Linked DNA regions of Mus musculus: regions 1 and 2 are each linked to region 3. A link is a loop called in an ENCODE intact Hi-C map of the cell type or tissue named here. Cell type or tissue: left cerebral cortex. All regions are shown on one strand. Links, peaks and the distances in the headings refer to the core of each region. The heading gives the core; the rest is flanking DNA.

Region 1 (10,754 bases), core at 1,517-9,516, 590 kb before region 3:
TTCTTGCCAGAGCAAGCCAGATAATTGAATAAAGACTGCCAGCTTAGTCCCTCCAAATTACCTGTAGCCTACCGATGGGAAAGATCACCAGAAATATACAGTCAATTTTTATTTCTTACTAAACAGAAAATGTGCAGGGATCTATTCAGAAAATGTTATTTTATTTGCATTCTGCATTTATGTAAATCCACAAGAATAAGTGGTTTTCAATGACATCATCCTCCTTCCTGTCTTTGTAAGTCGATAATTAACTGCTGGGTACACTTTCCAAAAGAAGGATTTCACCCAATAAGGGGCTTTGTGAATGCAAATCACAAAGCAAGTAGCATGCGATGAATAGAGAAATAAACTTACCCCCTAAATGGAAGGAATATACCTAAATAAGTGTGCCTTACAAATAATACTTACTAGTTATTTTTATATTTGCCTTTTTCAGATCTGGCCAGAAGAGTGCAAAGAAAAGCAGTTTCAACCTGTGGTTCAAAGGAAGAATTTGCAAGGAGAATGAGAGAAGCGGTTAATGCTGGCTTCTGTTCAGAGCCCCGCCCTATTCACTCCTCATGCCCACATAGACTCTTCCCTGGCTAGGCAAGACAATGAAATCATCCATCCTTAACTGATTATGTGAATCTCCCCGGGCTTAAATATGTGCCGAACTACAGGGACCAACCCAGGAAGCAAACAGCAGATCAAGGAATTGTCTGTCAAGACACAAGAAACACTGGGGACAGTTTATGCTAATGGGAGCAATTTTTCCTAGACTTACACAACACCAGACTCCAAAGCTCTGTGAGCATTTGGCAGAAATGATCCATAGACTTATCTTTCTTCCTTACAGTGACTTCTACCCGTATCTCCTCTTTCTGGACATAGCAACCATGCCTCAGGTTGGGTTACCGCAGCTATACTTTCCTGGTTTATTCTTCTGTATTTTTATCTGAATGCACTCTCACTTTCAGACTTGAACTGTCTGCTTGGTTTACTGTTGTGTGTTTTGCCAAATGGGCATTTTTTCTCCTTCTCCACACACATATGTAGACTTGTGATCACTGTACTAACTCCCTCAAAGGCTACTAAAGACCCCAATGATAGAATCTAGTAAATTGCATTACCTTTAATGCATTGCAGTCATCTTGATGTTTGATAATGACAATCCATTCTGGAATACCTCCCATTTAGAGGTAACTATATGCTGCATATACTACCAAGCGTTGTGTGTGTGCAGATGTATCTTTGTGTGTTTCCACAATGGCCACTGAATGAGGGGGCCTTTATTGAAAATATTTTTAAAAATACAAAGCTTTGGCATGTAAAGGAGTTAAGTAGTTTCTCCTCTCTCCAGAAGGGAGGGGAAGGGAAGGAATTCACCTCTAGTTCCTGTGGACTCCAAGTCAATGTATGCTTTATCTTCCACTCTGACACTCCTGCTCATTAGGTATGTCTTTGTCTCTCTGTAGTTATTCCACATTTTCTTGATCTCTGCACACATACACATGTCAAAGGAAGATTTTTAGGTCTAGCCTTGACTCTTTCTCCAGATTATTTCTGGAGTTCCATCAGTCAGCTCAAATTGCCCTAGAAAAATCCTTCAGATTTAGTGGTTTACCCTTGTGTGTTTATTTTCTTGCAGTTCAGGAGGTTGGAAGAATGAGATTGGCATCCAAGCATGGTCGGAGCTGAGGGCTTCTCGGCCTATAGGTGGTCAGTTTTGGGGTTTTGTTTGTTTGTTTGTTTGTTTTACTGTGCCCTCATATAGCTATCTAACTCTGTAAATGAAGGGAAACTTCTGGTGTGTTTTCTTCTAATGAGGTTAACCAAATTACTAGAATAGATTATCACCTTTATGCTGTAACATGACCCCAATGATCCCATCATAGCCCCTTTCCAAACACAGTCACATTCAAGGCTAAGGCTTTCAATAGGAATTTGAGTACCACAATTGAGATTAGCCTCTATGTCCTCTAGCCCAGCCCCCCCTTCCTTACCTCTAACTCCTTGTCACACCCATTTCCCCAGATCTTCCCACAATCCCTTCAGATTCAACAAATTAAATTGTGTGCACTCCTTTCTCTGTCACAGCAATGTAACCGTTTATTTTACTTCAGATTTTCAAACTTACAGTAGCTTTGGAATTTTATTCAACCCAAGTCTTGGTTACCTCCGAGGAACTTTGGCCTTCGAAGTATGTCTCATACTCCTCCCATTCTTCCTTTCCATTACCCTACCATATTCTAATCTCCTGTAACAATTGCTATTCCTGCACAATGAAACACCCCAGCACTTAGTCTTAAAAAAATCGTTTAGCATTTACCATGCATTTAGAGCTGGCTAGGGGGTTAATTCATTAAGGTTGCTTTTGGTAAGGGCTCAGCTACTACTGAGGCTGTAAACACAGATCAGCCAAGTGTTCTTCTCTTAGTGAGGATGGTATCCTGCCTAGTCACACAATAATATAAATGTTTCTCAAATTCTTGGTCATATCCTTACTCATAATCTAGCAACCAAGGCGAATAGCCCAGCCAAATCTCTAGCTAAGAGCTAGTGGACAGGAGGAGCTGGAAGTGAGAGTGCATAATGAAAAGAGCAACGCTCCCCACCGTGTCTGCTCATCCACATATTACAGCACACAAGCTCTTAGTGGCTGTTGGTGATATAACCACAACGCACTGCTTCTTGTACACAAGTCCCAGGCTTCCCTTCTATCGATAGCTATGAATATTATTGTCATATATTTGTGTGTCCCATTGCTGGTGGGATTGCAAGCTGGTACAACTACTCTGGAAAACAGTCTGGTGGTTCCTCAGAAAACTGGAAATAGTTCTACCTGAGGAGCCAGCTCTACCACTCCTGGGCATATACCCAGAAGATACTCCAACATATAACAAGGATACATACTCTACCGTGTTCATAGCAGCCTTATTTATAATAGCCAGAAGCTAGAAAGAACCCAGATGTCCCTCAATGAAGGAATGGATACAGAAAATATGGTACTTTTACACAGTGTAGCACTACTCAGCTATTAAAAACAATGACTTCATGAAATTTGTAGGCAAATCACGGAACTAGAAAATATCATCCTGAGTGAGGTAACCCAGTCACAAAAGAACACACATACTATGTACTCACTGATAAGTGTATATTAGCCCAAAAGTTTGGAATACCTATGACAAAACTCATAAAACATATGAAGCTCAAGAAAAAGGAAGACCAAAGTTTGGATCCTTCAGTCCTACTTAGAGGGGGGAACAAAGTTATCATGGAAGATAGAGGAGAAGATAAAAAGGATGGGCAGCGGCAGGTGTGGGAGGAGATGGGGAGAAGAACTAAGGGCCAGAAAATTGAATGAAGCTGTGTAGCAGTGGGGGATGAAGAACTGGGGGTAGCCACTAGACAGTCCCAGATGCCATGGAAGCAAGAGGTTCCCAGGACACAACAGGAATGGCTTTAGCCAAAATACCCAACAAAACAGATATAGAACCTGTAGAGACCATATTCAGTGGATAGGCACAGCCCCCTGTTGAGGGGTGGGGTCACCCATCCATCTCAAAAATTTTAACCCAAAATGATTTCTGCCTAAAGTAAATGCAGGGACAAAGAGTGGAGCAGAAACTGAAGGAAAGGCCATCCAGAGATTGCCCCATGTAGGGATTCATCTCATCTGCAGACACTATTGGTAATGCCAAGAAGTGCTTGCTGGCAGGAGTATAGTATAGCTCTCCCCTGAGAGGCTCTGCCTGAACCTGACCAATACAGATGAGGAAGCCCCCAGCAAACCATTGGACTGAGCCTGGGGACTCCAATGGAAGAGTTAAGGGAAGGACTGAAGGAGCTGAAGGGGATTGCAACCCCATAACAAGAACAACAGTATCAACTAACTGCACCACCCAGAGCTCCCAGGAACTAAACCACCAAAGAGTACACATGGAGGAGCCCATGACTCCAGCCACATATGCAGCAGAGGATGGCCTTTTCTGGCATCAGTGGGAGGTCCTTTGTTCTGTGGCAGCTCAATGCCCCAGTGTAGGGGGATGCTAGGGCAGTGAGGTGAGAGGGGGGAGCCCCCTCATAGAGGTGGGGTAGGAGCGATAGGGGGTTTGTCCAGGGGAAGCCTGGAAGGGGGACATCATTTGGAATGTAAATATATACAATAACCAACAAAAAAATAAAGTGAGGGGGTGGGTTAATATATCTCCAACAGCAGTTGGATCTTAGGTCTTTTTCTTGTATTTTAAAGACCTTCATAATTTGACTATTCCCCCACAGCATACTCTTAAGTACATCATGAGCATTAGTTATTTTCTTCTTAATGTCTGTGTTCATACAGTGTATTTTGACTGGGGCGCCATCTTCTTTCTCTAGTCCTAATGACTTCTGTCGCACAGATGATTTTTTCCAACTTATATACATTTTAAGATATTAACCAATGTGTTACTGCTCCCAGTGAGAGCTGCTGATGACTAGTTTCATCAAAGAAACATTTTCTAGTTTCCTATTTTAGTATTGACTAAAAACCAACATTGTTCTAAACGTTAGAGATGACAGAATAAAAGGAATTCAGGCCAAGATCACATATTGATATCTTGAAGAAGATTATGGTGTCAGAGAACCACAAAGGCATAAACATAAGCCACAGGGGGTGGATTTAAGTGCTATTTTAGAAAGATATGGTAAGAGATTTTCAGGCATAGCTGTCTATGATGAAATCTGTGTTGTGGGAATTATTTAGATAAAGATGGATTATTGAAATGCATTAAGAGCAGAAAAAGCTACAGCAGGAAAGAAAGAGCCAACATCTTATGAGAGCTGTCCATGATTCAGAATGGTCAGAAATTTCCATAGAGCAAGAGAGAGGAAGGGATCAAGGCTAGTGAAGAATTCACACTCAGGGAAGTAGGGAACTAATTGGCATTTTAAAATAAGGACATTTCTAGTGCAGAGAAAGGATATAGTAGTGTTGTTAATATGGGACATGTGATGGGGAGACGGGGAGTAGACAGAAGGCAAGGGCAGAGGTACAGACCGACAATTCAAAAATATCTGGTTTGGGTTTCATAATACCCCTCTGTTTTAAAGTGAGGGGTGGGTTGATATATCTCCAACAGCAGGAAGATTTTAGGTCTTTTTCTTGCCTTTCAAAGACCCCCATAATTTGAGTATTCATTTACTTAACATAAAGCCTCCACATTCATCAGGTTTCATGAAACAGACAGGGAAGGAGGACGGATCTTCTGGCATTCCTAAAAGCAGTCTATGCAAGTCAGCAGCAGTCTTGCTGAGTAGGGGTAGATTTAAACTGAGGTGTACCTGGGAGGGGTGCTGAGGGCCATGTTATCCAATTCCAGATCACTTTAGATATAGTCATCATAACTGGAACCCAAAAATAATACTATAGACACTGAGTTCTCTTCACACTTCCCTCTTAGCACAGGGATAGTTTCAGCAGCTTCTCAACCCACCTCCTCTATTGGTACAGTGTCTGGAAGACATGGAACACCCTGCCTATGTGACGATGCCACATGAACATTGCTCCAGTAAGCAAAAAACTAAAGAATTAAGTACAAGAAGAGAGAGTCATCCTTGCATTTAATAAAGCTTATGTTCTTCATTAAGAAACTGAAGTTAATATTAGTTTACATGTCTTAAGGAAAAGGATGACCTCTGCAAAAGTAATAATCAAAATATACGCTAGGTCGTAAAACCGAAAAGCTTTTAGTAGTGTTTGTATTAATAACAGTGACGTTGGAAGACTTGTCCTAAGAGAAAATCATGCAAGTAGATTCGAATGACAGATATCTTTTTCAGGAAGAGAATCTTACCGAATAGCCTGTAATGTGTTCAGTTAGTGGTGAGGACAGCTATCCCAACCTTCAACCGTGCTGAGAGCTGTTAAATGACCTACCAGCCCCTCCAGCCGTGGTTGGTGCGTTTCTGTGGACACAGCCCCTCCAGCTCTGGTGGGTGCGTCCCTGTGGACACAGACCCTCCAGCTCGGGTGGGTGCGTCCCTGTGGACACAGACGCTCCAGCTCGGGTGGGTGCGTCCCTGTGGACACAGACCCTCCAGCTCGGGTGGGTGCGTCCCTGTGGACACAGACGCTCCAGCTCGGGTGGGTGCGTCCCTGTGGACACAGACCCTCCAGCTCGGGTGGGTGCGTCCCTGTGGACACAGACGCTCCAGCTCGGGTGGGTGCGTCCCTGTGGACTCTGTTCCGTCTAGTTCTAAAAGTCTTAAGCTTCAAAGCTTTAATCATCCTCCTTTACAAGAGTCTCCCTACCATCATCGGAAGCGTGTCCTTAAGGGAAATTTGCTAATACTTAACCCATATTTTACTTGTTATAATTTCCTATTAGTCTAATTAATACCTTTCTCTGCGCCATTCCTTGTGACTCATCCTTCAGGTAGCTCCTAGTCGTCTGAGGCGCTTTTGCTGTCAGGTCCCTTGCATGTGGACAGTTATTCTGTGTCTCTAGTCAATCTTAATTGTTAGGAAATGTTTAAGCCTGTGGTACTAATAAATCAGCTCAACATATAATTAGAGGCTTAACTCTGTGAAGAGAAGATGCAGCCTATTTGTTAATAATATCACTTAGGTCTTCTTAAACATTCTTGCCTAAAATAACAGAGTCAAATTAGCAAGTAGCCTTAAACAAAATGTCAAAATAATGGCCTTCTAGGACATGGTGGTCCCAATTCTTTCACCAGAAGCAAAGAGCTAAGAATGTGCTATCATCTCCTTCTAGTTATTCTAGAGGCAAATTGACTCCACTTCTGCAAAGCCAGTTAAACTGCAGATTGCATTAACATTAGTAATCTGCTGGATACATTCCTTTAATCCTCACGATTATATGCATTTTACAGATGCATGCCAAAACAGAGAAGTTCAGTAACATACCTGGTACCACACAGTAGAAAGTGACACATCAGGAAATTTTTTAAGTAGCATAAATTTTCTGACCCCCCAAACCTGACATGACTAACCTCCCATGCGGTAGGATGACTGCAGACCACTTAGTAGGCCCGAGTCTCTCCACCATGTAGCACGTGGCCACAATAATAAGCATGCTTATGAACGTGTGTGTGTGTGTGTGTGTGTGTGTGTGTGTAAAATGCCACAGAATTCATATTTTAACCTACTTCTTTATATCGACTCCATGTGTTTGATGTAGTGGTTTGACGTTTGAGAAATCGGTCCCCAGCTGGTGGCATTGTTTTGAGAGGCAGTGGAATCAAGGGAGCTGTGGCTTAGCTCTAAGTGGGTTATTGGGGAACAGGCCTGGACGTTAAGGTTTGCTTGTGGCTCTGAGTTCTCCACTTCCTGGTCTGCTGGGATGTAAGGAGCAGTTGTCTCGTGTTCCCACTGCTATAGATGGAGTCACCTGAGCAACCATGGCTTCCTTCCATGACATAACAGACTATATCCTCAGAATCAATCCTTAGGACAAAATAAACCTCTCTCCCCTTAGTTTTTTTTTTCTATCAAGTATGTAGTCATGGAAAAAGAAAAACCATTTACTAATATATATGATTAGTTTGCACGCTGGTTCTGGCATAACCCCTTCACCTGGAACCCCAGTAATATACCAGTCATGTCAACACACGATGCACAAAACTGAGACAGGAATGAATCAATGGCTGCGACTCATCTTCTCGTCCTCTGGTGTACTGCCCAGGGCCAAGAGGAGGAGGAATACGCACAGATCTTCAAGCAGGACAGAAAGAAAAGCACAATTCCTTCTGCCTACCCCACAGCTAACCTACCCCTTTCAGGGAACTACCCCGCTTGTTGTTGATCCAGCAGTGTGGAGAGCTAACTGTTCATCTCAGCCTGTGTACAGTAACACAGAAGAAGAAAAGAAGAGGAGACTCCCTAGAGCTCTGTGTTAGGTTGGGGTGGAGGCTCAGGGGCAGCATGACGCGTTTCCCCGAGCACATACTTCCCTTAGCTCTTGGTATCAGACTTTGGAACACGTAGCTATGAGGCACTAAGGCCATGTGTCCCATAGCAAAGCATGGAGGGGTTTAAGCAATGCAAAATAGAAAAATCTAGCCCTGGCCTGAATCCAGGAACCAGATGATTCTAGGGTCTGTACTAGTGAAGCCATTTTTCTTATTCAACCACTGCCAGAAGTAATTTTCTGGGAAAAAATACAGTAGGGATAATTTTGCATTAACTATAAACTAATAATGAAAAACGGCGGAGCTGTGTTGTATGTGGGTGTTAATTTATAAAGCAAAAGTACATATCATCAAACATGGTCGTTGAAGTCCTTTTGGGGGGCTGTTTATTTCACACAGAAGATAAGCAGCACTAGTATAGACTTTGGATGATATTTCAATTTCTTTAATATAGTCTTAAGATGAAGTAGTGGGCTTACATGTAGGAATCTTGTTCTATGAAAAATGAATACCTTTAAATACAAGTGCCACACATGGTATGGTAAAAACAAAAAACAAAAATCTCTGGAATTCTGAGAGACACAGACCTCTAGTCATTACTCCCTAGATAGTACAATGTAGTAACTATTTATACAAAACTCACAGTGTAGTAGACATAAATGATGTTGCTATGATGATGTATATAGGGAGATGTGCACAGTTCATGAACAAGCATTATGTTGCTTTATATTGGGACGTGGGCATTTTCAGGGTTAGTATACTTGAAAGTTTTAGAACTATTGCCACACAGGTAAAAAGAGATAGCAGTATAAATATTTCCTTGAGATATACATAGTTGTCTTCTCTTACATTAAATAAACACATGTGGAACTTCTCTATATAGTGTGTAGACTCACATTATTATAGCTCCTCATGCTACCACGTTAAGGTAACCCCAGCAATACAATGTCCTTACCGATCAATATTCAAACCCATTGTGGTGATTATAGTTTTAATGGCGTTTTTCTTGCTATACTTAAAGTAGGAGGTGGGGAACCTATTACATAGAGTCTGGGAGATCTAGAATTATGACCAAGCATTCTAGGAAATTGCGATTTTTCTCATGACTATGGTGTGGCATTCTAATAATATCTGTATTGGCACAAGAACTGTGTCTGTTTACCGTGGTAAGACTGGCATTGGTTTGAAGTCAAATTTTTCTCATAAGACATGTGTTAGATATTTACAAGATTAATATTAATTATCACAAGCCAGTAAGATGGATGAGCAGGTATGGTGCTTGCTACCAAGCCTAACAATGCAATTTGATCCCAAGGGCATGATAGAAAGAAGAACTGACTCCTGCAATTTGTCCTCATTTCTCCACACCAATGTACTATGGAAGTCACACTCCCATGCATGTGTGCCTCAACACACACATACACACACACACACACACACCACAAATTAATATAATTTTTAAAATATTGATTGTCACTTTTAAAAATACCATGTGTCCAAAGTAATTCCAAAGTCTTGAACTGGTTACTTATAAGTTTAGATGGGGTGGAAGGAAGAGCCATAAAGACCATGTCCCATGTGTGTTTGGGATGCTTGGTTGAATTCTTTCATATATTATTTACACAAAAGGTCTGTGCTATGTACTCTTAGTTTATTGATGAGATAACCCTAAGATTATTCTAAAGGTTAGGCACCTAAACACAGAATCAAATGCAAATCCCTTTTCCCAAAGTTTATCCTCACAGGGATGCTGGGGAAAACACCCAGAGTGATTGCAACATACTTTTCAAAATCAAATGCAATAAGCAAGAGCTGATTGTGTCAATTTCTTGCACGTGAACAGTGCCCAAAATGAACTTTAAAACTCACTAAACCTGTCTTTCTATTATGTAATTCCTCTTCCCAATACTTCTAAATATGCAAAGTCATCTTTAATGTATTATAATCTAAACGGTTCATAGGTCGTTCTAATGCTGCTACTACTTGGATAAATAATGCTTAAAATAAAATGTAATACTCTTTTAAAAGAAATGGTAGAGTTTATAATTAATTATATTTCCAAAGAGCGTTTGACTTTATAAACATGTTAACAGTATCCTTGATATAATGGGGTAAAATAGTTACTTTACCCCATGGTCTTTCTCCCCAAATACACAAGAAAAGCATTAGAAAAATCTCAATGAGGGACATCCTACAAAATACTATGTGTGTATAACTATGAAATAAAAGTGTTCTTGTATACCCAATGTCATAATGAATCTAGAAAGTCTAAGGCATTGTCATAGCTGTGAGGCCCCTAAGGTCATGGGATCATAGATTGAATGCAATGTGTTCTCCTGGATTGGATCTTGGAGTGAAATAAAAAGAGATGTTGAATAAAGCTAAGGAAATGTGAATGAGGCATGGACTAAGAATGCTGTGTCAACACTAGCTCATTCCTTCACAAGACTTAGCGGGAGACAGATGAGAACTTCTTCACTAGCTACGTAATTCCTTCGAAAAAGACAAATCTGAATATGTTCTTTACAGGGATGCAATATTAAGATAATAAATAGAAGGCCACATGAGAGTGTGCTCTTAATACATTCCTTAAAATTTGTATTCTGCTCCTGATCTGGTGTTTCTTGAAAAAATTGATGAACAGAGTCACAAAGTCATTCTTTTCTTATTCACAGAAAATGTCTTTTCTCCAGGAAAAAAAAAATGCATTAGTAAGTAAGTTAGCCTTTTCCCATCTTGACGTTAGAATTAGAGATTAGGAAACAGCCTAATCTCTAACTTCTTTATCTTCGTTTTTAATCGGAGATATTGAAAATTTATCCAAAAGTAAAATTAATTAAATGTATAGTATGTAGGTT
Region 2 (10,754 bases), core at 1,868-9,867, 150 kb after region 3:
AATGATTCTCTGCGTGCCATCTTCCTTCATGCAATACAACCTATAATTTAGTAGTAATAATAATACTTCACATGAGGACAGGACTCCACTGTTTACAAAGCATGGTTTACTCTGTTTCATTAGACTTTAGAAGAAACACTGGGCAGCACAAATAGGGAGATCCGAGAAATGCAAGTTCTCTGTTAGCTCGTTTCCAACAGTTTACATTTTGCTTTCTTTGTGCACATGGTTTATATGCAAAGCCACTGAAGGATGGATCTCTGGCATTTTGATTTTTTAAAATATTCTAAAACAAATATTATCAATGACTTCCATATGGCTTGATAAACTACAGAGTATTTGGTTTCCACCATGAATAGGTCAAAGCTCTTGTCCTACTCAACCCTGGAAAAATCCATTTTACCAGTCAAAACAATTCCCCTATTATTCAGTAGATTATAATTAAACAAAATGGTGGACTGAAGGCTTTGCTTCTAGAGTGACTAACCTTTGAATTCGCTTTGTAGGAATTCCCACCTGGTGCAAGAAGAGCTAAGCCTTTAACCGAGCCCAGCCTCTAACAACAACAAAAGCAGTAAAAAGATGGACCTAAATAATTAAAACTCAGGTGGGAAGGCTGATTTTTTAAAAATATTTCAAAGAATCTGCTGAGCATAGTCAAGAGTGAAGTTTCATGAAAAGAAAGAGTGACCTTAAACCAACATCTTTAGAACTCAAGACCACAGAATTTAACTCTATCTTTAGAGAAAAAAATAAGGAAACCAAGAAGCTTGCATCATAGGATAAGGATAACTCTGTGTAAATATTGAATTATTTATTTTACTTACTCCTTTTATATCCTGTTCACTGTCCCCCTTCTGGTCACCCCCTCCCACAATCCTTCCCGAACCCTCCCTCCCTCCCTCTCCTCTGAGTGGGTGGTGGCCCCCTGTGTGTGTGTGTGTGTGTGTGTGTGTGTGTGTGTGTGTGTCCCTGGCACTTCAAGTCTCTGTGAGGCTAGCATCCTTTCCCACTGAGGCCAGAGACGGCAGCTCAGCCAGAAGAACATATCCCCCTACAGGCAACAGCTTTTGGGATAGACCCTGCTCCACTTGGTCGGGACCCACAGGAAGACCAAGCAGCACATCTGCTCCGAGGCCTAGGGACATCCTGTTTAAAGAATTTTTTTTGTTTTTTAAAGCCAGAGCTCTCTGCTAATTTCCCCCACCTTTTATACCTAAAAATCAAGGAAGCTTAATGAAGTAGCATTGTGCATGAAGTGACAGACATCATCTGGCTAATACAGCCAGCCTACATTGCTGCTTGTGCGTGTCTGCATAAACACATAAAAATGTTTGTGCACTACAGAAACAACTAAGGAGACGGCTCAGGGGTTATGGTGCTCATCTCAGAAGCAAGAGCACCAGAGACCCTGGCTCAATGAATGTGCTGGGAGAGTGACAGAGGCTGATTCTTGCCAGCAACTTGGGACCTCCACATGTACCCACACATTCTCTTGTCTACACACTAGTGTGATCACACAGGCAAACATGGACACACACATAGAGACACCACACAAGCACATGAAAATGGAAAAACAAACAAACAGACAGCTCTTCTTACCCAGCATGGAAATGAGAAGGAGGGAGCAGAAAGACCCCTGCTGTATGTGTGGTTTGTACGTTTTTTTACTGTAGGTGCCACACATGGAGAACAACGAAGACAGCAAACCCAGGGGGAAAAAAACGAGTTTGGTTTCCTTCGATCAACAGCTCAGTATGGTTGGAAGTCCCCCCATGCCAAAGTAAGCTAACCAGTTGGTCCTCCTCCCAAGAGCTCTATCTTCTCTGTCCTACAGAAATACAAAAGCTGCTCACGTTAAAATTAGGCTTTAATCCATTTCAAAATATACCAGTCTGTGTCAGGAGCTTTTAAATTACTCAGACCATTTTTTTGAACCCACTGATGTTAAAGAAGAAAAGTAAAATTCCTAATGAAAAATTTATCTGCATTTGATTTGAATGAAGATTAAAAACACAACTTAGCAGCTGTTTGATTTTTATGTCATTCAAATTCCAGTTTCATATTTTTAATTGCTACTGTGAAAAATTCTTTGATTGCACTTGATGGAATTAAATTTTGCCTTTTTAATGATCAAACATGGGAAAATTCAAGTGTGTTCTAGTTAAGAACTTAAATTATTGCCAAGCGTTTAAAAGACAGTAGTACAATCTATCGGGACATTATTTTATCTCAAGGGTAGATACAATACACAGTAATTGTACAAGGCACTCGCTCACTCAGGCCTTTCAAAATAACTAAAATATTCCTTCAAAGAACAAGACAGGAGTCATTTACTGGGTTCACAGGGAACCCAGGGCCTTACTGCCCATAACCATATTGTGACAGGAGTCATTTGAGAGAGGAAAAAGACACATGCATCACCAGTCACCGTGTGATGGTCTCAAATGTCACTGGTCAGTCAACAGGGTCATAAATGTGGTACATATTCAACTCTTGGGTTTTCATTTTGTAAGATGACCAGCATGTTTGCAGACGAGAGAAATGCATGGAACTTACTGATTTATCAAAGACCTGGGGATCACACAAGGAATTTCCATGAGGCCCAAACCATGTGCTTCTTATAGTAGGCAGAAAACCCTGTGCAAATTGTATCTGAATACTAAGAAACGGGCATGGCGTCTTTGGTCTGCAGCGAACTGAGAACATAATGGATAAAATGAAGGGACTCTGGGATCCCACAAAAGACTCTCACCCAAACAGCCTCTTATTCTGTCGAGGTTTGGCATACGCAAGGATCTGTAGGATTCTGAAAGTTTCACAGCCACAACGCACTACATATAATTATGGAAGATAGACTCCTCAGATTACCCCACTACATTTTGCAATATCCATAATAAATTTTCCACCTCATGTGAGCTGTTGATTCTAGATGAAAGGGTCACTTTTTTTTTTCATCTCAGTGGAAATATATTTTACTTTCTTTTAGGAGCACAGTGCTTATTAATGCAAGAAAATATAATTCCATTTTGAGGCAGACTCCGATGACTGATTTTATGAGACGGTTATTTTGTCATCCCAGAGGTGGAGAGGATATTTGGATATTATCTGTCAGTGACACACTGAAAATTATATAGTTTTTGAATAAGTGTTAAACTGGCTCCTCGTGGTGGCCGCTCAGAGTTCTCTTCTGCATAAATGGTCACCACAATCCTTACAACAGGACGCTACCCTATCTCGGATAAACACTTTCCGCAAAACAGAATATTGAATCTATGCACGGCCACGCTAGTCATGGCTCCAACTGGGAGAGACATTTTCCCTCTATCTAATTTAAAGTCATACAAACCTGCTAAGGGTTGGGAAAGAGAATTCCATTAAGATTTAGAGCTAACACATAGCAACAACGATTGCTTTTGAAAATGCACTTTAAACTTTCTATATCTGTTTTCGTTTTACAAAAACAGTTGAAGATAGTTCACTGTCTTCTTACACAACTCACATCGCTCTCCAGGGATGTTTTACACTAGTCTGTCATTTGCTTCAACTTTTATGGTCACATGTTGTTGTTATCTAAAGTCCGAGCTGTGGGCAGATTTCCTCAGCTCTTTACCCGACATCCTTTTTCTGCCCCAGGATCTCACCCAGGACAACATACTGTACCTAGACGTTTAGTTCTCCTAACAGCTCTTTGATCTGGATGACTTTGAGAGATAAGAGAAGTAAGTGCCCAGATTGTGGAAGATGTCAGTTTGGGGTAACATTTTTCACGATTTGACTGCAGTTGGGGTGGCACATAAGGGCAGTACATTCTTATAATATCACACGTGCTATTGTTACAGGGCCACAGACCTCAGCACAAATGACTCCATGATGCGAGTGCCATTCAGGCTGTAAAACCTCAGCATGCAGACAGCATCACCTGCCAAAACTACAACAAAGGCTTAATCCAAAAGTCCACAGCTCTGGGAAAGTCTCAAAATGTAATCAGCTTGCTTTCTTTTTTTTTTTGCTTCTGGTGAACTCTTCTTGTTAACTGGAGTATGTCAACCCAGAACACGGTGGTGGTGGGGTGTTGCTGAAAAGCTCAACCTGAGAAAGGTTTGGTGCTACACTGGGATCCCCAAGCCCCTTTATAGCCGTCAGCTGGCTGGGTAATAAAGACCTTCTATTGGCTGAACCCATGTCTGAGCAATCTTCTCTGGTGAGGACCCCACAGCTGGTCCCAGGGCAACTGCTGTTGCTGGAGTGGACCGTGGCCTTTGGGCTGAGGTCTTGCCCAGTTTCTTGGCCAGGAGGTCACTCTTTTACCCCATTTCCCACTCTATGCCCTTGGTCAGGAGTTATCTGAAGGGTTGCAGGTGGTGTTTCATGGCCTCCGAGACACTGTCTACCGAGAAGCTCCTGTCTATGTCCTCTTGGCTCATTCCAGCCTTTGTCTCATGCAGGGTGAACATCTCACACTTCCAACACCACCTGGAATGTACTCCATTTCTGTGTTCCCAGTTTATTCTTAAAGATTCACTTTCAAATATGTTAATCCATTGTTCCGTTCTTGTGTCCCATCTCTCCCCAGGTTGTACAAGAGAAGAACATGCCGTTTTTCATGCTGATTTTTCAATGCTTTTAAACATCAAGGCCAGGTCTTCAGGTCTGCCACATGCTGTCTGTCGCATATAAAGGCATTGGTTGAGCTTGTCCTTTCTTGGTGGACAATCACGTGCTTAGCATCCATTGGTTTCTCTTGTTTCCAGCACTGGCTGCTACAACTTTCCACAAACAGCCAGCCTCACACTCTTTTTCTCTGACTTTGCTTCATGCATTTTCCTCCAAACACTGCTTTGTGAAAAGAGACCTTTTTTTTTCTCTTTTTCTTTTGCAAACCTCAAACCTAACTAACCCCGTTTGTGAAATTAACCCATACTTATAGAAAGAAAAATGGAAATCTCATGGCATTTACAACCGAAATTAGCATGACAAGCTTTTAACCAGCTAGCCTGCAGCCAACTTGTCTCCTGTTGAAGGAACATTGAGCCAGCCATCAAACCTCATATCTAGATCATGTTTTGACTTATTTGAGAGTAGTGCAACTCAGAGACAACATCTCTTACATATTTCATTAGAATTCACTGCTAATTTCCTAGGGTCACAGCCTCCCATAAATAGATATAGAAACACAGCAGAGTTAATATTGAGGAGCCACTACTGCACAAGAATTGAATAATCATTCGTGGTTATTTTGGGGTCTCCTGCTTTACAAAGGAGCAAAGACTTTTGTCTCTCCCATCTTGTCCTCATGGTGCAGTTTCCAGGACTTTGAGCAGTACTCACAAAGTCCTCACAAGAGTGAAATCTGAGAGGCTCTCATGTTAAAACAGAAAATGCAGGAATCCAGGGAAACGGAACCTGTTTCTTAAGTGAAGATATGCAAACCGTGGTGGAAAGGAGAAATAAATTAGGATGGGGGTTTGTGAACACAAGTATGTGTTTGAAATAAAGACTTTAAGATGAGCAAGCATAAAGGGGAGCAAGACGTCAGCTCTAAACACATCTTCCCGTGAGGGCCCCCGGCAACCTTCTCTTCACCTCTGCGTTAAGCTCGCTTTCTTTCCTAAAGGATTTCTTTGGCCACACAGCAACATACTGGATAAAGAAAGCCAACTGGTAGAAGATGCACGCACGCACGCACGCAGGTACGTAGGCACGCACGCACGCGCACGCACACCTGCTGTTTCCCTTGCTGCATCTGCATCCGTCCACACCTCTGTCATTGTCCTCCTGAGCTGGAAGCTGTCTGCCAGGACTTGGAAGCACTTCAGCTGTAAGGAGCTTCAGGCGATAGAAGAAAAGTTAGACGAGTAAGGGAAGACTCCAAGGGAAATCTACAGTAAAGCCATGGGGGCCGGGGGTCACATCAGGGCTTGGTTGGTACTGACCACAGAGCTGAGAGAGAAGGTGTAGAACATGCGTGTGGGTGTATGAGGGGCTGTGAGAAGAAGATGGATGAAAATTAAGTTAGCTGGCTGGCCGTTGAGTGAGACGGGAACTGAAAAGGACTCATCTACAAACCAGAAAAGCAAGCAAGGTTTTATTTTCTTTCCCCTTCTTTCCCCACCCCCACCGTTTGAGAAAAGAGACATGAAGGCAAAAGGTGAGCTGAGCTCCCTAAGGCCACCCAGAGAGTTCCCCTCAGCTCCCCCTTCTCTTGAAAAGAAAGGTTTACTTTAGATACTCAAATAGACATTTTCAAATGTTTCTCAATTCCGAAACCTCAACCACCGGTCCCCGTGTTTACCGTTGAGGATTGCACAAATTTCCCCTGCTCCTGTAGGCTTCATCTCAGAGACTGATTGATAATGCTACTGCAGCCCCCAGGCCAGGGGGGCAGAAGTTTCTCTGAGCCTACAGTCGCTAGCTAGTGGACACACTTTTCATGCCATGGAAGGACAGACAGACGGCTGCAGCCAGCTACGAGGCCAGCCAAAAGTGTCACCTACCAGCTAGTGCTCAATGCCCGGGGGGTGGGGGGGTGGGGGGTGGGGAGAAAAACCACATGAAGCAGAGCTCAGATGCCCTGGGTGGGATATGCCCTGGGTGGGATGCATCAGATGCCTTCCGCAGGCACGACCACGACCCGCACACTCAAAAAGATGAACGGCGGTCACGTGTCGTTGCTTGGCTAGTGTCTGTTTCAACCTAACACTTTGAACATACACATGGTCCGGGGTGTCTGGCGGGCGGGGGAATTGTGCAGAATACGAGCTGGGGAGGTTCCAGCGTTTCTTGGTAAGAAATGCTTAGCTGAAGCATTTTCTTTGGAAGAGGTCTTCGCAGTGTGTTGGCTGGCTAATTCAGTTTGCAACGGTTTTTACATGGCGGTTTATAAAACACAGAGGGACTGTCAATAGTTCATCTCAAAGAATGGAGGTGCGAGGCAAGGGTGGAAAGTTCCCTTTGGATCACTTCAGAGAGTCTCCACAGGGTGTCAAGACACATCTGCACCCTGGGAGAATGCGTTTGAATCTGCAAAAGTCTTACCTCCAAGCCTTGTACTTCTCCCCTCCCCCAGCTTCAACCTCCCCACAGACCCCTCCCAGCCCACAGCTCGGGAGGCCAAGGCTACATAGATATTTTCTCATCATTACACCAGGTCAAGGGATAACTGGCAAGGCCAGTTGGAAAGTGAAAGTGTAAACAGGTTTTTATTTCCCCCTTCTTCTGGCTCTCCATGAATAGAACTTTCACATCAGAACCTCAAGCTGATGGAAAAATTAGATAATCACACTCGGTTACCTTAACCTCCCAAAGTCATCCTTACTGTGGGTCAGTTAAGGGCGTCTCAGACACGTAAAGAAAAAGCAGTAGCCTAGCTTTATTCTTGGTTTTTGGGTCGAGGTAGCAAAAGACACGAAAAGACAACTTTGAAGTATTTCATCCAATTTTCTCACTCTGATTGCTTTGACTAAACTAAAATAATTTCCATGTTTTCAAAAGAGCTGAAATCAGGGTGCCAGCGGGTTTTCCAAAAAGCGAGCTAGCAGCGCCGCCTACTGGCTGTTTTCTAAACTAATGCAGGATTTTTAAAAAAAGATATTATTTTGTATTTATATAGCGCCGTCTTCAAGAAACTTTTAAATGCTTTACAGACTTCCTCTCTAATTAATCCCCGCAACAACCGTGTGAGGTAGGCATTACTCCCATTTACAAGAGGGACACTGAAGCACAAAGAGGTTAACGCAGGATTGAAAGCGGGGCTAAGAAGGGTTTAAGAGATAAGAGAATGAATGTCCAAGAGAAGACATATGCTAAGGAAATTACTTGTACTCACACGTTACAAGTTAAATGAGAAACTTTAGCTATTTCTAAATGTAATGTAAGTCTGTCAGAAAGATGAGAAAATGTGGTTTATAGCATGCAAATGTCTACTTTATCTTTTTAAAAAACATATAAACACTCAAATTAAAATTCTTCTTCATCAGCAACTGTACAAATAAAGACATAGTGATATTCCTGAAATTCACATAATTTAAACCAATTTCACACCCATTCCCTAGGATCTGCATACAAATCCCCAGTTTCACATCTAGAACAATAACAAGGAGCTTTTTACTGGTCCCGAAGTCCCAAAGCCCACAACCAAGGGACTTTAAATGGAAAGTATTGTATACACACACACACACACATGTATATATATATATATATATATATATATATGCATATATATGTGTGGTGTGTATGTATATATGTGTGTGTATGTATGTATATATATATAATTTATATATATATACATACATACATATATATATACATATATATACACACACACACACACACACACACATATATATATATATATATATATATATATATATATATATATAGTACTTGAGCAAGATTTTTAGTTACAACTATTCCCATCAGTGACTGCTCCCTCTTAAATAAGTATTTCAAATGTGGGGGATCAGTGTAACTCCTAAATGCTCTGTCAGGCAGGCAGAGTGCTACAGCTCCAGGCACATCCTCCCAGAGACAACAGCTCGAGGCTTTCTGGGTGCACTGACTTAAAGTAGCAAAAGCAGTTGTATACTTTCTCTTCCTGTTGGGGAGTCCAGTCCCCTGCCGCCCACCTTTCCTGTTACTGAGTGAGTGAGCTGCCAGGCACTTTATTTCCTCTGCCTGTGAGCTGCACAGGAACCCGTCCTGTGCCCTAACTGTTGTTATCATGGTGTGTATTGCTTGTATACACATTTGCACACATATATCTACCCGGCTTCGCTGTGTGCCCACCCTCCACACTCTCTCTTGCATCCCCGATTCCCCTCTTTCTCTGTGCCTCCTTAGCACGCCTCGGCAGTGCAGAGTCTTTTTATTGGCATGACACACGAAAGCTGAAGAGCTACTAAAGGAAAACTGGTCAAGGGGACTATTCTGACATTGCTGGTGTAGGAAGCTGCATACATAAATTTACAGAGTAAAAAGTAAAACCTTTAGATTTTAATTTTTTGACAAATAAGTATTCCATTCTGTGAACCCGTGACTTTCCCTTGACTGATATCTATCATAGAGCCATGGAAAGAAACCCACATTGAATATTTGATAACTTCTCTTACCTTGCTTCATACTGTTTTGTAGAGATGTATAGAAATATAACACCCTACCTGGGGTCTAGAAAATATATGTTAATAAGGAAAGTGAAGGACCAGAGAGACACATGGTCAAATACCAACATTTCCTCTACACAGGTATATGAATTTTTGCCAGCCACAGCCTTTTTCGGACTTGATGTATAGAGACCAGCTGGAGCTTCCAGAATACAGAATTTAGTGAGGGACAGCCATCACTATGTATTGGAAATTAAATGTTTATTCTCCACAGATTCCTTTGTGAATAGAGAAAATACTGCTTTCTGAATTAGGAAGTGCTCTGCTATCAAGCTAGCACTGAAGGGAGTAAATGAAGATGAGCGTTCATGTTTCCTGTCTCATTTGAGACATAGGATTGTTCTGTCCAAGGTCATGAATGGGTCTAGGGCTCTCGAGGGACACAGCAGAAAATGAGGTGCTGTGAGATTTCTCCTTTCCTCACAAATGAAAAACAAAAGTCTTTTAATCAAAAGGAAAGCAGTAAATTAAGAAGTATGTGAGTGGCTTATCTGCTCAGTCTCTACTTCAGATCCTGACTGCCAGACTGTTGCCCTCTCAGACATGTCTTCTCCAGGCAGAGGCTGCAACGCCATGTGCCACAGCTGGGCAAAGGCTACAAGGCCATGTGCCACAGTTGGGTATGGCTGGCACCCAGAGAGAGAGTACATTCGTGAGCTCCATGGAATTTAAGGAAAACATGAATTAACACAAGCGCCAATTCCTCAAAGGCAGACTTCATTCTCAAATTGCATGCCAGCGGAGCCACTAATAAATTATTAGGTATCTTCATTCTGAAATGCTTGTCCAACATTAACTAATTTGACCATATGATATTTTCAAAGGGGTAATTATCATTCTCATCTCGCAGATGGGGAAATAAATCAGAACGATCATCACATTTAAAAGGGAACATTATTTCATATTGTGACTAATATCATCTTCAGTTACTAATCTTATTAAGGGGTGAAAATGTTCTATCCACACATAGGAATGGCACAGCTGACCTAATATGGGTAAGGCATGTCCTTTGAACGTCCTATTTCAAAAATTTCCTTTTCTTAATCTGCAACCCACAAAATCATTACAAGCATCTTATGAAAACAACCAAAATAGAAAAGAATACACAAGAAGGTTGGGAAATTCTTTCTATGGAAACAGTAGGGGATGTGTAGGGATAGCAGCCAGGCCCGTCCTGCCAAGGGAAGGACTCCAGGCTTCCCAGAGCAGAGGAAATGAGCATAAGCACACGGCCATGAGAGGCAGCGAGCTTGGGTTGTTTTTCTCCGGGAGTGACAGATTAGTGCTTCTGCCTGCTGTCTAGCTCATCTGACAAATGCAAAGCAGGCTGGGGCTAACATCGAGTCACAAAGGAACCCTGATATTTCGGAGTTCTATATTGGGGCATCTAATAGACTATAGACAGAACATAATTTCAAAGCTAATCTCTATCCCAAAGATTCACAGATAATATAGAACATCTGTGTTGTGTTCAATGTTGTGAGTTACCTACACAATTTAAAGAGTGTGGTAGGGTGTACACAGGTAGCATCCAGACACTACACCATTTTTTCTGTAGGGAACTTCTGCATGCCCAGACCTAAGTGTCCAAGG
Region 3 (10,754 bases), core at 1,310-9,309:
TATATAATGTTCCATCAGAGGCTCCTCTGCTCAGCAACCAGCTGGGATTCTCAGAGTCCCATGATGCTGACTGGTGAAACTGAAGACGTCTCCTCAGTGAGATCAGCTCAGCTAGTCTACCAGGTAGTCACAGAGCACTTTCAGGCCTAGCACACTATGCATACAAACTTGGTCTGTTTTCTCTTCAGAATGCAAATGTAGATTCAAATTATGCCTAAGTAAACGTATACAACACTTTTAGTTACCTTTCCTGTATTTTCTTTGTCTTTAAGAGAAAAACAAAACAAAACAAAAATCCTTACCCTTACTAGAAATCAAGGTTTTTAAATAAATACTTTCTCAAGAAGTAAAAGAAAACTGATTTAAACACCACAATTGATCAGCAATGGCAGAGTGAAGATAGGACACAAGTGCAGAATTTTTCTGGAGTAAAAGATGTATTATTTTCTCGTTGATACATGCCATGGCATTCTCTTTATATCTTAATTTTACATGTCATATAATAAGACATACCAAAAGAGGCACAGGTCCTACATGATAATGTCATAAATGTCAAAAGTTATATAAAATTGATTCGTCTCAGTCGTCTTAGTTGGAAGCACTGTACTTCAATAGTATGAGTTTGAATCAGGATTCTAAATACTATTTCACTGTCTCGGAGTGAACGGTGCATTACAAGTTCAACCCTAGCATGAGTTTGGCCAGCTTTAGTCACCGACAGCATCCCATGTCAGCTTCTGCCTGCCAAGCTGGGGTTTCTACCACACAAACAGAAAGAGTCCAGATCATTCACGAAAGTGTCCTGTGCATGGAGACACGGGCCAAATTAGACCCCAAGGAGGTGTCTCCAAACTCACACTGAAGTCAACGGAAACTTGCAAACGCAATAGAGAGCGTTCTCGTGGCTCGGAAAGTCTTGTTAATAGTTCCAGCAGGTCTTTAAAGTGGAAACACAAGCCAAACTCCTGTCCCCAAACAAAACAGAACAAAAAATACGTACCTCTCCAACATCGTAGATCCAAATGCGGCCTTCTGAGTCCCCTACCGCAACTTCCTTGCCACCCTGTGCCCAACGAACTCGGTTTAGGGCAGATGCTCCTTCAATGGCCACACTTGCTGTTGGCACCTGCCAAAGGGGTTATGACATGAAAAATGAATATGAATTTAACTATACTAATATGCAGTGATGTGTTTTACTCCACAACTGCCTTCCAGTGCACAAAGCCACTTCTACCCATGAGAAAGGGTGAACAGGATTCATTGTTCTGGAATCATACGCTCCACTGACTTAGGGAGTAGAAAAGAGAAACAAAAAGGGAAAAATGGATATACTTTCCCACCGTCGTGGCAGCCAGCAGCAGGATTTTGTCAAGTGTATGTCCAGCATAGAAGCATGCCAGCTAAATGCAACGTTTGACCATCAGATCATGCGGGATATGTCGGGGGACAGGGAGATGCTTGCTGTTTTACAGAGATTGAGGATCTATAAAAGGCAATGGTAGGGTAGGAAAACAGTCAGTTGCTCAAACAACTTGAGTCTTCATAACAATACTAGCGTACATGTGCTAATTCTTAGAGAATTATCTACCTTACCAGAAAGAGGGTGATCCAAGGAACAGAAGTATACAGTTAAGGGGGCTAAAGAGATGGCTCAGCAGTCAAAAGCACTGACTGCTCTTCCAAAGGACCAGGTTCAAGTCCCAGCACCCACACGGCAGTACACAACTGCCTATAGTTACAGTTCCACCTTCATACAGATGTATGTGAAAACAAAACATCAATGTAGATAAAATTTTAAAATAAATGTGTGTACAGGTTAAAAAAAAACAAAAACAAAATTTGAAGAATCAATCATAAACTCTCTTTTTATTCTTTTATCTTTCTTTCTCCCTGTGGCAACACCAAGATATGGAGAATGGTCTACAAGGTTGTCACTGTCCTTACAGAGACATCCTGTTAAAATGCGGCTATGTGTGTGGCACCTTTAACAAACACTGGAAATCCACAACCATTGATAATTGGGCTAGTAATCATTATTTCAGTGAACTGGGAAATGCTGAAATAGAACTTGCAGTCGGTCTATCTGTCTGTCTATCTGTTTATCTGTCTGTCTATCTCAAGAACCGTGGTATGTGGAGGGAGGATTTTGAGTGTCTCGATCTGTCTTCTGTCAGTGTGTGTACTCTTGTCTTCAAGGTTGGAAGTTTATAATTGTTTAGAACTCCTGAGCCTTCTATGAGGGTGTTGATTCAGAAATGACAGCACACCTTTAAAAGAGAAGATGGTACATGTGAAAGGAAAATGGAAAGAAAGATGGAAGATGGCCACTGCGAGCATCTTCTGCCCCTCTGTGAGACCTGTGCTCAGTAAGCGAATCTCGCCAACATGGAAACACGGTGTGCTCTGCCACATAGCACCCCAGCATTCAGCTAGTCACAGGGTCGAAACCATCTGTTTATGGGAAACTATTGAGCCAATTCCTATCTTTAAAACAGCAATAAAAACTCCATCATATGTAAGAATCTACGTTTAAACTTCATCTTGAAATCAATAAAAAATTCTTTTCACCTGCTTAAATCATTGCATGTCAATTGTGAACAAAAATGTAAAATGAAAATCCCCAGCTCATTTAAAAAAAAAAAAAAAAACAAAACCCAATTTCTACAATCAAGGTCCCTGCTGTGCAAGCTGGAGTCTGAATTTTTAACCAAACCTTGCAAAGAATAAAAACAATGTGAATTTAGATAGACTATAATTCTGTCAATACACTTTATTATCGCTGGGCTGGCCTGAAAACCAAGTCATGATTCAGCTGTAGACCCTTCAAAGTTCGTTTTTAACACTGACTTAAAAGCATCACATAGAATTTAACCTTGAATAATCTAAAAGCTGAGTAAAATGTTTAATCTTCATAGGAACACAGCTAAAAAATTAATTTAAAAAACCCTGACCTTCTCATGTAGTTAAAACAATGTCTAACGTGCTTCTAAAAAAATTAGTTTACTTGAAATGTAAATAATGTAACTGAAGTGAGTTTTGAAAGATTATCCAAAATGCTTTCTTTTCATAGCTATTATACAAAATATAAAACATGCTATCATATTTTATATGCTAAAAATTAATGAGTACATGAAGGAAAATATATCTGTAATAATTTGTGGCATTTGAAGCTCAAATGCGGAAATCTGTATTAAAATAATCTGCACGCTCTTTGCATGTGCCTTACTTCCAACTTTGATTTCATAAGTATTCTCATGTTTTTATGGCACAGTCATTTTAATTGCAAATACAAGATGTATATAGCATAAATTACTAAGCAGTAAGAGTCGCTTGCATCAAGGGTAAATAGCCATTTTCGCCGAGGGGTGGGGGTGGAGGTGACAATTTGGTTTAAAACTACAATAATTTCAAGAACAACAAAGCAGATGGGGAATATAGGCTCTCTCTGTCTTTTAAAAATCTATTTCCTAATCTCACTTAAATCTAAAAAAAAAAAAGTTTGTAACTGTGAGGTCCTGGACTCAACTGTATGTATGACCAACCATGAGTTTTTAAATGTTAAGCACAAAACTTCCCTGAGTTTCTCTCTTTGATACCTATAGAAAGAAAAGCCAGTGTCAAGATATAGCTTTCCTTTTATGGAGAGAGGAGAGAGATCGAGAGGTGGAAGTTATTAAGTAGGTTGTGGGCCACTACATCCCTTTGTACACTTTGGAGCCGGGTGTCATGGAAGCATCCCAGCCAGGCCTGCTTTCTGATATAGCACACTCCCGAGTCAATCTGGAAAGAGGTTTTTGTTTTTGTTTTTTTTTTTTTTAATTTGCTTTGAGTGAGTTTCTTCTAGCAAATAGAAGCAATATGATTTTAATCAACAGTGATGAAAGACTTTGGGAAAGCATTACAAGGTAAGGTAATAGCATCTTACTCTTAAATGCAGTGATGCTATAAACATCTCAGTGATGGGCATCTCACTCGTGCCTTCTGATCATTTTCAAACATAGTTCATTACGTAACTTTCTTTTCCCATAGTTCTTGGAGGTAAAAGGAAAAATGGCCGCGATAGAAACACATTTGTCTGGTGATAGTCACAGGTAACTGTGCACTTATAGGTACCCAGACACAACACCACCCAAAGGAAATTCCCCTGTCCCCTCCCACAAAAAGTCCTAGCCTTCTGTGCTTCTCCTTCATGTCCTCCAGCCTTAGGATCCTTAATTACAAAGGCTGAATGGCTTCCTGCGCCAAGAACTTCAAAAGGCCTGCTTTACTTGACATATATATATACCTTGTCCCATGGAATCTTTACCTGGGTATTTGTACCGGAACCAAAAACCAAGAAATGATGCAGAGGCCATTTTAGGACATAAAATAGTCATGTAACACGGTCCCTGGCAACAACATCATTCCCAAGGCCCTGAGTTAGGCCCTCGATACTTTTGAGGGATTGAAAGAAGAGGAACAAAGCAGATGACATCCTCAAAAATATTCATTTTGTTATCAACTGTTTTTTTTTTAAATAGATGCCTATTTTATCTTGTGAATGACTTTAAATGTGACACGTTAAAATCCCATTTTAAAGACGAATTGAGTTTTGCATACATGTATAAACTTAGACACTATGGCCTTTGAGTTCAATATTGTAGACAAGGAATATTTCCATAGCAATAAATCAAATGGATGGTAGAACTAAACAGAAAGCAGTGTAGAGAACCATCTTCAATGGAGTCGAAACAGAAATTGTACAAATAGCCAGCGTTGACAGAGTAACCTCATTTCAATAATCCAGTCTAAAAACAGCACCCACAAAAGCTTACTTTTCCAAGTCTCTGCCAATAAAGTTATTTCAACACGATGTGTCCTTCCCCTTAGGGAAAAGTGTGAACACACTTTGTGCTGTTGGGGGAAAAGATGTGTGTGGGGCAGAGTCGTTAACTGTCTAAGATCTGGTACAGTTTAGGGATGAAGTGACATGGAGTTTTGGCCAATGCATCTGTTGGTTCCCTTCTGGGAAGTCAAGAATTGGGGGTTGAGAGTGGGGGCAATGGACTGTACCCAGAGGCAATTGTAGGGTCTGTCCACAAAAGGCTCCCCCCCCCCCCACGAAGGACCAGACTGCAGAGTGACCCGGGTCCCCCTTTCCCATCCCTGGGCCCGGGCGCCTGTCGCTCACCTCGGTGTCACTGTTGAGGTTCCAGAGGTCCAAGCGCCCCATCCCGTCCACGCAGGCAAAGAGCGCGGGATGCACGGGGGACCACATGACATCGTACACATAGTCTGCATTGTCTTCAAAGGAGTAGAGCGGCTTGTTGTGCTGTAAAGCAGAGAGACCGTGAAGACTTAGTGGCGCTGCCGCCGCCTCGGGCTGTCTAGAGAGCCTAATTAAAAACTTTGCACATTCACCAAGTGTCATAAAACTTCCCGAGATGAAAGTCCTCGAGAAGGTGAACCGGAGCTTTAATGTGACTACAACTGTCCAGTGGCATAAATAAATCCCCGGGGGTGGGGTGTACTTTGAATGGGCCGGGGCCGGGACCCGCGGAGCGAGGCGGTTTCAGACACAGTTGTAAGCGACATTCCAGACAGGTGGACGCGACTGCCATTAGCTCGGAATTCTTGCCAGGCCAAGCTGTGCATGCAGGTCGCGGGAGCCTGAACCCAGCAGTGGGCTGAGGGGCTTGGACCTGCTGGCATGCTCCGAAGCCCGGGCGGTCCCTGGCGACCCTGGCTCTGCACCGAAGGCAACGTCTGCCACCTCGTGGACCTCCCTTGTCGCTGCAGCAACGATGGCTTCTTCCAGTCCAACTGCAGGCCAAATTCATATTTTAACTCTTTTTGTGCGGCGAGGGAAGGAGACAAATACCTTTAAATGCGGGTTTGCGCTCTTACAGAAAAGTGGAAATCTCTCCACTCAAGACCTTAGCCTCCCTGTATGGGGTTAGTTCGCCAGAACCAAGTGGAGCAATGTGGCTCATTCTAGAACCTCTGAACTTACACAGAAAATATGACTTCCTTTCTAAATCACCAAGGATTTCCAAGACCCCTACAGTTGATGTTCTGAGGGGAAACACAGAGCATTTTTCCACTGCATACAAATGCCTCCACTCCAGAGGGATATAATAAATTAAAATGGCACACTTGATTTCCAGCGAATATTGTCACATCAAAATAGCACAGAAGTCAGAGGCAAGTTTGAAAGTACACCAGAAATAAAACGTAATTGGACTTTATGAATTATTCATTCCATCTGGCTTGTCTTATTCTAATTTCTGCATAATGGCTTTACTAATCCCTGATCAATTAATGTAAAATGAAATTTAAATGATAATGAAAGCCCTAGAGATAAAAGAAATTAACTATTCTTATATCCTCTGACAGAAATCTAAACAATGGGAATTTTTGTCTTCTTCCTCCAGTCAGCTGTCTGCACTCTCTTCTCAGGCTCTGTGGAATGTCTACACAGGCCAGGGCCTTAAGATCAAGAAAAGATAACATACAATGTAACAATCAAATCCTTTCTGCCTTGGATATTCAAAGAACTCATCTGTAGGGAATCCGCTCCAAGTTATCAGCGAGAACTGCCAATGTGTGCTGCTTGTGAATGCGAGATGCCCACAGTACATGGGCTGAGATTAGAGCGGCGAGAATCAGTGCAAACCCACAGTTCTTAAACTGAAACCGAATGCACCGACGTGTTAGGGGAGTGACTGTAACTTCCATTATTTGCATTTCCTTGACGCGTAAAAGTAACTGGTTTGATGCAAACAAAGTTTAGATAGATTAGGGCAGCACAGATTGTAGATAAACTAGTGTGTGTGTGTGTGTGTGTATTTGTGTTTGAGTGTGTGTGAGTTTGTGTGTGATGTTTTTTAAAGAGATAGATGCGTCATATTTTTAACTTCAAAAGTATTTCTGAGGAAATATAATTTGAAAAAAATACCCACCATTGAAACACCAAGAAGGAACAAACTAAACATTTGTTTTATAGTGATGTAATATTATTATTCTGTAATTTCTAGATAAACATGTTTTAAATCTCATTTCTGTCATATGACTAGAAACCAAAATTATTTGTTTATCAGCTACTGCTTATGCCTTCTTCTCATTGTTTATATTAGATAATTCATACTTTTTTAGACAATCCAAGTATCAAATTATTACCTGATAGCATGATTGTATCATTTTGCCTTATTTATCCAAAAGAAAGTACGAAATAGCTGGTGTTTCTCACTGACCATCGTGTATATTACAATCTGACTCTTTGTTTAAAAAAGAATGTCACCACAGACTCTTGATTTTATACCTAACTGGCCACTAATAGAGAATGCAACATATTTCTTTTAGTCATTAACAGCTAAAGACGTGTGATTTAAAGAGGTGATTCTTTGTATTCTTTCTCACTCAGTCAATAGTTCATCTAAGCGCACAGAGCTGAGGATATGGGCACACATGCAATCATACAACAAACACACAACACACATGCCATTATTGTTTTGATCAATTAAAACCCCATCCAGCTTCAAACAACCCTTCTCCAAGGAGCTGTCAACACAAGACATACTAATCCCTTTAAAAACTATCCTGCTCATTCTATGATAGTCTTCCTTTTTTTCCCTTTGAAATTTTCTTTACTGATAAATTCGGTAAAAATTATACTATATCCTGGAGACACCACTTTTGAAACATCTGGAAATAACTGCTCTTCTTCTCAGTTTTTTTCCTTTTCACCAGATTGATAGAAATGCTCTTTCTCGTTTGTCTTTCTGAAACCTCCTCATCAGCACCTCCCCACCCCCAAGGCTGAACCTTCTATCACAAAGGTCACCCTGAAAGCAACACTTGTCCATAGTAGGCGTGTGCTTGGGAACAGGGAGAGGTGTTACATTTCAAGGGCTCTGTTTAACCTTGATAAGTTGATAGGTTGGAAAACTTACAGAACTCATTACTGTATGCTCTGGGCTTCTATCTACAGACCGATAGATGCCATGTCCCATAGAGGCATAAAATACCAGTGCAGGCAAATGTCACTTGAACACCCGTACTATTTTGAGTAACAATTACACTTTGTTCAATACACAATTTTTATCATTCTATTTTATTTTGTCTCCAAGTATCACATTATTAAAGATCTTCCTCAAATGCTTAATGTTTTTTAAAAATGTATGGTAAATACTAATATCATGAAATATTAACATTTTCCAAAAGAACCTTGATATTCTTCAATCTCAAGAACATTGCTTTGGAGTTTGTGCAACAGAAACTTCAGGGCCCACAAATTTGTTATAGTATGGCTATTGATTTTAGAATACCACAGGTTTTCAAAAGACAGTATGGGAACAAACACTGTCAATGCTTTTGAGGAGGAATTTCACAATATCCTCTCTGTATATCAAAGCCATAGAAGCATCATGATTTAAAACATTCACTCTAGGAAAATACCCGAGGTCATTCAGTTAACTAAATATTGCTCCAAAGGATATTGCTGTGGAAAGCGTTCTGCAAAGCAGTCAAATTTCACTGGACAACGCCCCCTTCACCTGTATGTTTTCCTTTCAAATGCCATGCTTAGCATCAGCAACATGTCAAGAAAAGGAAAAGGAAAATGTCATCACTCACAACCTGTGCATGTGTGGCACACCACTGTAAGAAAGCCTGGGCCCGAGGCTTCATCGGGCCTCCAGGTCTGCCTTTCCGATTATGTGCGTGAAGCTACACAGTCCCGCTTGCTTTTAATTCGCTGACTTTCAAACAAAGCAGAGCGGTCGGCCAGTACCGACTTATGTGAAGGGCAGGAACGAAAGTTTGCTGTGGACCGGGTTCTGTACACACATTGTCTGACTTAATCCGCATAAAATTTCTGTAAGGTAGATGGTGTTTACTGAAAAGAAAATTATAGCTTAGGGAGGTTAGTAACTCATAAAGCCACAGGGAGGGGTGGAGGTAGCTTTTGGACTCAGGGTTTCTAGCATTAGGCACATTCTGTGTTTGCAGGCACTTTAGGGTCCTTCAATCTGGTCTTCAGTCTTTACAGAGAGAATGACAAATCCATCGACCCTTATTCTTTACACTCTCCTTCAATTCAACCAATATTTACTAAGCACACACTAAATGATTTGTACAAACAGTTAAAAATTATTAATGACTGTTTTTCTTCCCTAAACCAGTTATTAATGATTTTGAGGGCATCACCCACACTTCCGAGGAGTCATTAGCATTTGGTGGGAGGAAAAGAAAATTCTCTAACATGCTAGGAACAGAATGGGGACTGTCCTTTAGCCAGAAGAGCAGATGGCGGTACCTTGGAAAGTGGAATAAAATGAGCAAGCAGGCAGAGACTTGGCTCTAGTTCTCTGACTAGGAGCCTCTTGGAGGGTGCTTACAATGATGGCCGCTGAAAGCAGAGTAACAATGCTAGGGCAAGCCAGAAAGGGAAGGAAAAATGGGAAACTACAGCCCTTAGAAAAACTTTCACCTCAGACCTTTGAATGACAGATTTGTTATGTGTTATGAGAAGGAGGCTCTCTGATCGCTGGGTTCTCCTTAGCTTTAGGATGTTAGGGCAGCTCTGCTGTGTGCCATGGTTGTACCACGCATCAAGGAAGGGGTGGGGTAAAGCTTACGGAAGTTTCTGTCTCTCTAAAGTGCTGTTCAATAGTATGTAGTATCTCTAAGCCCATCTTACTTGGTGTTCTTAGAATTTGGACCAGAGGTCTCCAAAAAATTTTAAAATGCTTTCTAAACTTTCTCAGTCAGTAAAATAGTATCATAAAATTGGGAAATTTGAAACGACAGGACCTGTAATCGTTTCTCTCTCTGATCAACTGAAAAATCAGAAATACGGAATTTGTGTTAGTTGGTGAGCTATGTTTACAGAAACAAAACCTTACAATAGTCAACATTCTTCCACAAAGACTCAGAAACAATCCGGTTACTTGTGAAAACACACAGGCTTGCCCATTCACCAACCTGTTAACTCAGAAATGATTTCTATAGGGCTGGCTTCCCTTTTCTGACATGACAGAGATGGAAATTACCATTTTCTTCTGTGTTCTTTGTCTTCTTCATTTATGGGGGGAATCTCCAAGGCTCCCAACATAATTTAGTATCCCAAAGGCAAGGGAATGAAAGTCTTCGTGTTACAACATTTCCCAACAGCCTCAAACACCATAGTGCTCATTGAGGTTGGGTTTGTTTCTAAATGCTCAACTTTCCAAGCAGACACGGAAGTGCTTACCCAATCTGGGAACATTTCATTTGTTGGAGAGGGGTATTGTTTAGGGGATAGTATGCAGATAGATAGGGGAAAGGGTAGAAAACTAATAAGAGTTTTTAACTTGGAGTTTTGACACAGAAGGAAAGCAAAAAGATACAACCTAGAAACAATATCCTGTTGGGGAGAAGGATGGTGACCAAATGAGTAACATGAAGATACCCTCCAAAATCTGTCCTGTGGTCCCTGTGAAGCAATTAAAGCAAAGAGACAGCCAGTTCTTCCAGGAACTATTGAAATCGGAGACTACATTATCACTTTAACAAAGACAAAAGACCAGACTTTAAGCTCATACAAAATGGATGCTTATATCATAAAAAAGAAAATGGTTAAACAAATGGACAGAAACTCACAAACCAAAGCACAGAAATCAACTCCTCTTGGCCCCAGAGAGGTGTTGCAAATGTGGTACCATCTCTGGAAAGCTTTGTGTGTGACTTAACTTGAGGTCCTTCTAAGGCACACAGTATGTCTTAACTTCTGCGGC

Evidence for each region. Peaks named below come from ENCODE experiments on the same cell type or tissue, not always from the same donor. Only the 100,000 strongest peaks of a DNase experiment are listed, where the experiment ranks them.
Region 1: it touches region 3 in a loop (2.6-fold over the local background); 2 of 42 quality-filtered maps call a loop at or near these places.
Region 2: a loop joins it to region 3, with 3 times the contacts of the local background. A loop is called at or near these places in 7 of 42 quality-filtered maps.

Annotation. Positions count from the first base shown.
Region 1 is chr6:6,593,583-6,604,336 of GRCm38, reverse strand. No RefSeq gene overlaps it. Among named protein-coding and RNA genes, the nearest start is that of Sem1, 20 kb to the right of the region's middle. In left cerebral cortex, for the core only: no CTCF peak of the experiment used is centred there; a DNase peak (open chromatin) is centred at 5,412.
Region 2 is chr6:5,855,359-5,866,112 of GRCm38, reverse strand. All of the region lies in intron 6 of Dync1i1 (dynein cytoplasmic 1 intermediate chain 1), which reads right to left. Among named protein-coding and RNA genes, the nearest start is that of Gm34527, 41 kb to the right of the region's middle. In left cerebral cortex, for the core only: a CTCF peak has its summit at 7,556 (motif pointing left); DNase peaks (open chromatin) are centred at 6,783, 7,518 and 8,594.
Region 3 is chr6:6,000,827-6,011,580 of GRCm38, reverse strand. Dync1i1 (dynein cytoplasmic 1 intermediate chain 1) reads right to left here. Exons shown (of 17, transcript NM_010063.4): 15 at 5,171-5,311; 16 at 1,001-1,126. Among named protein-coding and RNA genes, the nearest start is that of 1700019G24Rik, 29 kb to the right of the region's middle. In left cerebral cortex, for the core only: a CTCF peak has its summit at 5,759 (motif pointing left); DNase peaks (open chromatin) are centred at 5,375, 5,740, 6,570 and 9,291; H3K4me3 peaks cover 748 bases.